Linked DNA regions of Homo sapiens: region 2 is linked to region 1. A link is a contact called in ENCODE Hi-C data. All regions are on one chromosome and are shown on one strand. The core of a region is the stretch at or near the end of the contact, and the rest is flanking DNA. Distances in the headings are between cores, read along the strand shown.

Region 1 (4,276 bases), core at 1,433-3,932:
GCCAATTTTCAGTCTTAAGAGTGCGAAAAAAAAGGAGCATAAAATAATTTTTTTTCTCACTGGCTAAGATTCTACCTCATTTGAGAAAGACTTTATTAAAAACCCTTTTAAGAATAAAGGGCTTGAGGTCTTAATGGCAACTCATACTGGTGGGCACACCTAGGGCTTCACTGCCCCAGGGTAATATACAAAAACTAAATGGTAAGAGAAGCATCATCAAAGACAGGTTACTTTCTAAAATACTTTCTACATATTGTTTTCCTTCTTCAATGTTATTTCCTTTGGTTCATGCACACTCAAGGCGCTTCATATATAAGACGATGAAAGTGGAAAGGGTTATACATTATGAAAGCTCTTTTTCAAAAACAAACTGTGTGGAAATAAATTAACCGGTTATTTTAAAACGCCAGTTTGCAAGTTCTTCAAGTCTCTGGTGTTTTGACTTTAGGATTCCTCTAAAACACAGAAACAAAGGGTAAAAATCAGGTGGCCGTCCAAAATGACTTCGGGCGCCCCACTTAAAGAGACGCCTTGGTTCAGGTAGCCCGCTGGGGTCGAAGGCCCCATTTTCCCCCGATCTATCGGGCTTCGCGGCGGAAGTCTTCGTTCAGGCAGGGGATGCCCTAGGAGGGAAGGAGGCGACGGTGCCCAAGGACGTCGGAAGCCGGGGATCTCCGCTTCCCTCGGGCCCCGGCTAGGTTACCAGTGCTGGCCCGCGGCGCGGGTGCCCAGTTGCGCCTGGGACACTGCGGGCACGGCTGTGGCGGCAACGGCAGCGGCCGCCGCGTCGCCGACGCCCGGCAGGACTGAGCGCACGGAGCGGCGGAACTCCTCGTTCCTCCACGTGTAGAGCAGCGGATTGAGCGCGGACAGGGCGCAGCACAGGAGCCAGCTGGCCGCCTGCACTCCCCAGGGCACCGGCAGCGAGAAGCCGCTGGCCAGGCTCACCCACACCAGTGGCTGCGTGGCCAGCAGGAAGACGCAGCAGAGCAGCAGCACCGACAGGCCGCTGAGACGCCGCTGTGCCCGCCGCGGGTGCAGCGCGGGCGGCAGGGGCTGGGCCTGCGCCGGGTGCGCGGCGCCACCGGGGCCCGGCGCGTGCTGGGCGCCCGGGAAGGCGGCGGCGGCGGCGGCGCAGCCGGGCAACTGGTGCAGCAGGTGGAAGTTGAGCACGCTGACCCGCTTGACGCTGACACGCACGCGGCGCACGATGCCCAGGTAGCAGTGCAGCAGCAGAGCTGTCTGCGCCAGCAGCGCCGCGGCGGCCAGCAGCGCCGGGTAGTGGACTCGCGGTGGCGCGGCGCCGGGCCGCGGTGCCCAGGGCGGGAGCAGCAGCACGAGGCCCAGGGCGAGCGCCCAGGACAGCGCCAGCATGCCCGCCGTGTGGCGCCTCTGGTACAGCGCCTGGTAGGTGGCGGGCGCCCGGGTGATGAGCAGGTAGCGGTTCAGGGCCACGAGGCAGTGGGAGAGGAGGGACACCGTGAGTCCGAGGCCCAGCAGCCCACCCCGTAGCAGGCGGTAGCTGCCCCCAGCGCCGTCCCAGTCTGCGGGGGGCTCCGCAGAGCCGGTGGGCAGGAGCCCGAGCACCGCCTCCTGCGGCATCCAGAGGGCGCAGACGCTGAGGTCGGCGGCGCAGCCGTTCACGATGAAGGCGTTGCTGGTGGTCTGCAGCTTTCGGAAGGACGACACGAGATAGATGACCATGCCGTTGGCCAGCGTGCCCCCGATGGCCAGGCCCGAATACAGGAGTGACACCGGGATGCGCCGGCCCGCCCACGACTCCTCTTCCTCGCAGAGCAGCAGCAGCGAGCCACCGGTGGTGGAGGAGGTGGATGTGGAGGAGGAGTTGGTCATTCTGGCCAACTCTTCACACCTCCCTCGCTAGCGTCGGCTTCTGGCAGCGCGGTCCATCCTGACACTGTCCTGCCTGCCAGAAGGGCAAAGACATCCCTTCAGCCCTCTGCCACTGACACAAAAGGCTGAAGCAGAATAATGGGCTGGGGGAGGGGGAGAAAGGGAGCTCGAGGAGGAGGACGGGGGTGGCAGATGACAGGTGCCTGCCTCGGAAATGTCTCCAGAGCCAGGGGAAAGGCCACTTTGCATTGGATTCAGCAGGTATCGGGGAAGCCCTAGGACAGAGCAATACCTAAAACAGTCTCCTCTTCTCCCCCAACACACACACACACACACAGAGAGAGAGAGAGAGAGAGAGAGAGAGAGAGAGAGAGAGATATGTTGCCAGCTGGAGGACCTAGTTCCAGGAGAAAGCAGAGATATCCCAGCTGGGGAAAATCCCATGGGAAAGAGGTGAAGGTTACCTTGCGTTTAGGCTGGTCCTTAGCCGGTGTCTCAGGGGGAGGGATGCCGGGAAATACCTCCTCAGCAACAGCATCAGTGGTCCAGAAATCAACAGGAGAAACTCAGCTGGGATCAGTGCCAGGAGCAAGTGCCCGCTTCTCCCAAGCAGCATCCACACACATGGTCCTGGGCAGGAACTAGCAGCTGCAGGGAGACTTCTCAGCTGGTATCAGGGCTGGAGAAAGTAAAGTGGCGGGCTGCAAGCCCAGGCGGGTGGGCAGGCAGGCAGCAGCAGCAAGAATGCTTGGCTGCAAAAGCAGAAGCTGAGCTCAAGAGGAGAGCACCCTGTGCTCAGAAGCAGGAGTGGTGGCTGATGTGGTGAACCCACTCGAAGCTCTCTCCTGCTTAGTTATACATCATCCAGGGAAAAGACAGCCTTTCCACGCTTGGCATGAATTATTCAATAGCTTCCAACTTGTAAAAGGAAGAAAAATATCTTGCTCAGAAAGTCCTGTCGTTAACAAGTTTCTCTGTCTTTTCTCTCTCCCAATCACCTTATTTTTCATCCTGTTTCATTTTTCTTTCCGTCCTTTTTTTCCCTCCCTTCAATATTAGAATAAAATTTAATATACCCTAGAGTATTTCATCTCAGTCTGATGCATTTTGTGGGCAAGATTTTTCTGTGAGATAAATATATTCCCAGTACCCAGGACTGATCTCTTTATTCCCACATTTTTTAACGAGAATTACTTTATGCACTACTTGAAATTCATTTTTCTTTGGTAAAGTGGAACATAGACAATTATCCACAGAAAATCTCCATTCCTCAATTTAAATCGTACTTTCAGTGTTTTCTCATCAACAAACTCCTTTCCGGAGTTTGTTTTGTGTTTTAGTAATGAAATGGTTAGAGGGTAAAAATGAAATGGGCAAAAGATTTAAAGCAGATGTCAGTGGTACATCTAGACAATGGAATATTATTCAGTGCTAAAAAGAAATGAGCTGTCCAGCCATGAAAAGACATGAAGGAACCTTAAGTGTGTATCACTAAGTGACAGAAGCCAACTGGAAAGGACTACATACTGTATGCTACCAACTATGACATTCTTGAGAAGGCAAAACTATGGAGACAGTTAAAAAGACCAGTGGTTGCCCGAGTTAGGGGGAAAGGAGGAATGAATAGATGATCACGGAAGATTCTTAGGACAGTGGAACTACTCTGTATGATACCATAATAGTGGATCTGTGTACTTATAAATTTGCCCAAAGTGGCAGAATGTGAAACATCAGTGTAAGCCATGGACTTTGGGGAATGATGTGTCAACGTACATTCAATTGTAACAGACGAACCACTCTGGTGGGGGATTTTGATAATGGGAGAGGCTATGTATGCGAGGGGCAGGGAGTACATGGGAAATCTCTGTATCTTTCACTCAAATTTGCCATGAATCTAAAATTGCTCTAAAAAAATAAAGTCAATTTTAAAAAAATGTGTGTCAGGGGGAAAGCAAGAAACCTGAATAATCCACAGTGTGAACAAAGATGACTTTTCACTTCAGAACTTTTTGTCTTGTCTGTCTTGGAGATTTGCAGTCTGATGTTGGCATCTTCTTTGGTGCAAGTGTTCATTTATCCATTCCATGTGGGAATTTTTTCAGAAAAGGAGTTCTCTCAATTATTCACTGGAAAAGTCATGTATTTGAAAATGTAACTCAATATGGGAATATGGTAACATGGCATAATAGAAAAAAATGTTAGGTGGGGTTGCAGCACACCCAGATACTAAGCCGAGCATCCATCATGTAGCCTTGCGATGGATTATTTTCATCTTGTCAAATAAGTTCACAGTCAGTCACTTCAAAGGCCCTTTCTGTTAAAACTTTCTGTGAATCCCTATTCATGAATTTAGCATTTCTTCTCTCTAATTATGACACATGGCATATACCTCTTCTATCTAACATGCATTGCAGTTGTAGTT
Region 2 (4,901 bases), core at 301-2,800, 7.4 Mb before region 1:
GGGTCAAGTTCCAACTTTCACTAAGGATCCCAGAACAGCCCGGCAGGAGCTGCCCAGGGCTAACGCGCTTTGCTCTCAAACCCGGCCGCCAGTCGCCGACGCATGCGCAGTCTAGCACCGTGGCACAGGCCTTTCTCAAGCAGGTTTTTGTGGGGTCAGCAAAAGGGCCAGAACAGCAACGGCAAACAGTTCCGAGCCTGACAGTGCAGGGGCAAACCAGCTCCAAGTGAAAATCACCTCGCGAGGAAATAGGCTCAGGGATCGGGGCGGTTTCCGCAGGCGTCTCCACACACGCACTCTCACTCACTTTGAGGGTGCCAAAACACCACTAGGGGCAACTAGGAGGAATAGGCTGAGGAATCAGCTATAGAGAATGGAGGGGATAGAGCTGCAAGGGGCGAGGGGGCGACGATCTCTAAAACTTTCAGCGCCGTGCTCTACTGATGCTCTAGGCACTTTTTTCATTGCTCTGGGGAGTCTGGGTGCCCCAATTAATCCGTCGCTCCTTTGAGCATTTGTTGTTTAGGGGGTCCTGGGGGACCCCATCGTATTACAGTATTCAGCCACACTCCCCGCAAAGCCGGGAAGCCGCCCCGAGAGAAGACCCCAGGACGCCGGGGGCTGCGTGAGCCCCGCAAGGCTGCAGGCGGGGGCGCGGGATCCCCTTTCTGGCCGCCGCCCCCCTCCGCCGGCCCCTCCCCCGCGCCCCGCCCTCGGCCACAGACCCCAGCCCCGGCCGCCGGCGCGCTCCCACCCGCGCGTCTGGGGACTTGCGGACCGCAGCGAGACCGGCCGGCGTGCTGGGCATGCTCAGTGGCGGGCCGGGCGCTGGAGTCGGAAGCCTGTGCGCGGCAGCCGCCGCCGAGCCGGCCGGGGCGCACGGAGAGCGCGCGGGACTCGCTGCAGCGGCGGCCGGGTCGCGGCGCACCCGGGCCGGGACCGGAGCCGAGCCTAGCGCGGCGCCCGCGACCCGTCAGCCGCGGCTCCTGCTCCCTCGATCCCGCGCGGGGAAAGGGCCGGCGGCTGTTGGCGTCGGCGGGGCGCGGAGGAACCGCGGCGGCGGCGGCGGCGGCCGCATCCTTGCCGCCCGCCCCGGCCCAGCCGCGTCCCGGAGCCGTCGGGCATGGAGCCGTGGAAGCAGTGCGCGCAGTGGCTCATCCATTGCAAGGTGCTGCCCACCAACCACCGGGTGACCTGGGACTCGGCTCAGGTGTTCGACCTTGCGCAGACCCTCCGCGATGGAGTCCTGCTCTGCCAGCTGCTTAACAACCTCCGGGCGCACTCCATCAACCTGAAGGAGATCAACCTGAGGCCGCAGATGTCCCAGGTGAGGAGGCCGGCACGGGCGCCCCGCCTCCAGCCGGCAGCTCCCATTAATCATGCGGCTAATTTCTTTGTGTAAATGCAAACGTCTAGGTGCGCTGAGCTTGCCCTGCTTCCCAGCCTTCTGCTTTGGGACCACTTCGGCACCACTTTGGCGTTTCCTACCTTGGCTTGAAATGGTTTAGCTCCTCAAGCTGAATGCGAAAGCTTTGCGTCCGGAGATGGTGTGAGGATTTCGTAAAGGCTTTCTGTGAGGCGGGAAAGAAATAAGTTGTCTTAGGGTGCCCTTCACCTACTCTGCGTGTGTGTGGCGCGACAAAGGGAATTTGATCAAGCTCTTCTATAATAACGAAGGGGAGGGACGAAACGAGGTGATGGGGTAATTTGCCTTTAGTCTCTTCTTTTGCTTTGCGTCTTGTACTCATGTTTTCCTAAAAGAGGAACCATGACATACATGAGGACTCGAGGAAGTGAAGGGCGTTTGGTCCCGTTATCTGTCCAGGAGTGACATTGGTCAAAGGGAAGAACAGGGAGCAGAACCCGGAGGCCGCCCCCAGGGCCCCTGAGCTGGTGGCCAGCCGGCAAGCTCCCGTTTACAGCTCTTCCTAAGCCATGTGAGAAGGAGCGAGTCCAGCCTCTCTCAGCAGCGACAGGAAATGAGAAGTTTCACTAGAGATTCCGCTTTCCTTCCTGCAGTGCCCTGCTCAGGTGCTGTGGTGCCGGTCGGCTCCTGGGGCTGGAGCTGCCTCTTTGAGGGTTAAGCCAGACACCTCTGGAAGGTTGGGTGCACCCTAGAGTCAGCTCAAAAGTCACAGTTCAGTGGAAGAGTAGTTTATTTGTCCTGTCGGAAAATTTTTGTACAGAAGGATGTTAAACTCGGTTCAGAGCCTCTTTCTCTTTCAGAATGTTAAAACAAAACAAAAAACCAAACTGCTTTCAACTTAAAAGGGAGAGGACAGAGCCCTCTCCCTGACACATTTCAGCACTAATCCTCTATGACGCAGAGCCTCAGCTACTTAGCAACCAGAGCAGCGCCTTTTAAGAAGGAACGGACTTTATATGATTTAATAAGTATGTATTTAAAGTTAGAGCACACACAGTCATCTGTGATTCTTGGTGTCAGTGTTTCATCAGGGTCCCCTGCACTTCAGATTCTGCATTCCTTGCCTGTTTGCCTTCAACCTGCTGGTGGGCAGTCCCTAAGAAAGAACAGGCATGGAAGTGGGGAGAGCCATACGTATTTAAAAGTGAGGTAAATTATTTTATACCCCCATAAACATGCATGGTGATTGCTACCTCTCGGTACCCCTTCAGAGTTGTCTCAACTCTGGAAATTCCTTTGAGGGGTTTGGCAGACTTTTCTATTATGGTGGGAGCTGCAGTTAGCTACTCTCACACATCCCCATTTTCCACTTTGCCTGTAGCCTCAGGAGGCAGCGTGGGTCAGGATGCCTTGGCCCACCAGTAGGGAGTACAGTACTGTGCACATTTCCTGGAACTTGTTTCCTGGAACTCTCAGCAGTTGCTCTCAATAATCACGTTTTCTGGACAGCTGAAGACCTTTTTAAACCTCGAAGCCTTTATTTGAATGCTAACAATGGATGAGAATCGTTTTGAATGTGTTTCACTCTTCTCCTCTTATGTTAGATGTAATTTAATCTTTCTGATGACCAAAGATTGTCATTATAAGCATCATTAATGAAAATTGAGCACATACAATGCTCTAAGAGTTCTGTTCCCTAGTGGGGGTAGCAAAATGAGCACACCAGGATACTTGCCCTAAAGGAATTATTACACTATGCTATCAGATGGTAAATCACTGGGTTATAATAAGGTAAGTAGGACAGCTAATGACCTTCTTTGTGCCGTTGCACTTTTGAGTTCTTAAGTCTGTTCAACCTTGAGGTTTCTGGTTCCAAATTAAGTACAGTTTCTCCTGTAATGTCCTATGAGAGGGTGCTTCCCTCAAATGTGAATCCTAGAAGGCTAGTACCTGAGCCTGGTGATGTCTGTTTTTGCTTTCCTCATGGTTCTTGGCCTCATTGCAGAGAGGCAAGGCTGCTGAACAAGTGGATGCTAGGCCGATGAGTTTGTATCATGCAGGTTGTCATTAAATCCTTTAATGAGACTTATGAAATGATTTTATGAAACAACTTGACGTATTTAACATGCTTATAGTGCCTAGCACATGTACTTAATAAATGTTTACTATTAGCAAAATTATGAAAAACATTTTTTCTGCTATTGTTATATTAAGAGTAATAGGTTCCAATAGAAATTTTAAAACAATTGTAGAGGCCTACCGGTTCCTTTGGGCTGATAACCCTAGACATTTTGCCGCTAACTACTCATCTCTTTCTTGGGAAAGGTTCTAGCTGTAGTGAATACACTATTAACCTGGTACAACCCTGTCATGTCCCAGCAGAATGTATTCCCCTGGAGTTAGAGATGTCATTACTAGTACTTGTGGCGTTTTGGTATGTCTGAGAGTCGTTCTGTCTACTTAGATTCTGTTGAAGATATTAATTTGAAATAGACTATTTTTTATAGCACATGATCTCCTAACCTGAGAAATAACTGGAAGCTGTCACTTCTGACTTTTGTGACATATTGAGACTGTAAAGAGCAGATGTTGACAAAAGAAATTTTAATTTATTGATGTTTTGTTTGTAGCCTGTTTAGCTTTCCTGAAAGAGGCTATAAAATGACCAGCCTTTTAAAATGAGTGTTTATTCCAGTGAGTGGGATGCCTTTCTATTCTCTGTTAGCCTTCTGCCTTGTTTGCATTTAAAAAAATAAATAACTGCAAATAATGACTGCTCAATTATAGGTTTGAATCTTGGAATCTTAATAAGTTAGTTGATTATCTTTCAAAATAAAAGCATGGATGGGATCCCAGTTTTCTTACTTATTGTTCTTTCTGGCTGTTGACATCAGTTTGTTTTTGATCTTGCCATCTTGGTAAGAGGATGATCTTCAGTTCAAAAATAAGTATATTTTTTCATGCTGATTTAGTGTTTGTTTTTATTTATGATAGGTTAAAGAGGTAAACATTAATCATATTTAGTTATACATTTAACATGTTCCTCTTATTATATAATACAGTTAAATAAAATGCAGTTGGCCAGTGAATATCTAAGAAATTTGGTGTCTGTATATGTTAGATTTTAGTGTCTATATTTGAGATTTATTTTTCATCTGAAACAGTATTCTAGCCAGGACACAAAGCATGTGAATGATTCTGGAAGAGAAGAGCCTACTGGTGATAGCTGTACTGGGTGGGCGGCACATGCTGGGGTTGGGGCTGGGGGTGTGCCTGTGGAAGGGCATGAGTTATTGGCTTGATGTCACTTTTAGTGGTTAAGAAGATCTTCATGAATGCCTATAACCACCCCTAGATCTATCATGAATGAGAGTACCTTAGTCTTAGTTTGAAACTTAAAATTTTGCTTTATACTATGCTTTATAGTAGGGGTAATACAGTCAATGAGTTTAGTGGCCACTATGGACAGTGTATGTAAACTTTGAATTGTTTAAATGAATAATTCAGACTTCAAGGATTCCTTCAATGAATATTT

Evidence for each region. A loop is a pair of places that touch in the nucleus more often than their neighbours do. Pooled maps may share reads with other maps.
Region 2: a map with no recorded cell type shows a loop between it and region 1 (9-fold over the local background). The contact joins the promoter of VAV3-AS1 here to the promoter of GPR88 in region 1. A Hi-C loop is called at or near these places in 2 of 37 single-sample maps with no recorded cell type and 2 of 50 pooled maps.

Annotation. Positions count from the first base shown.
Region 1 is chr1:100,536,545-100,540,820 of GRCh38, reverse strand. GPR88 (G protein-coupled receptor 88) reads right to left here and starts at 2,682. Exons shown (of 2, transcript NM_022049.3): 1 at 2,319-2,682; 2 at 1-1,927. The coding sequence starts at 1,854. The coding sequence ends at 700. RefSeq lists a silencer at 1,121-1,290 and enhancers at 560-1,408, 1,561-1,960, 1,409-2,258.
Region 2 is chr1:107,961,092-107,965,992 of GRCh38, reverse strand. It overlaps VAV3-AS1 (VAV3 antisense RNA 1), which reads right to left and starts at 1,550. Exons shown (of 3, transcript NR_046653.1): 1 at 1,489-1,550. It overlaps VAV3 (vav guanine nucleotide exchange factor 3), which reads left to right and starts at 813. Exons shown (of 27, transcript NM_006113.5): 1 at 813-1,327. The coding sequence starts at 1,124. RefSeq lists enhancers at 27-96, 32-326, 1,673-1,802.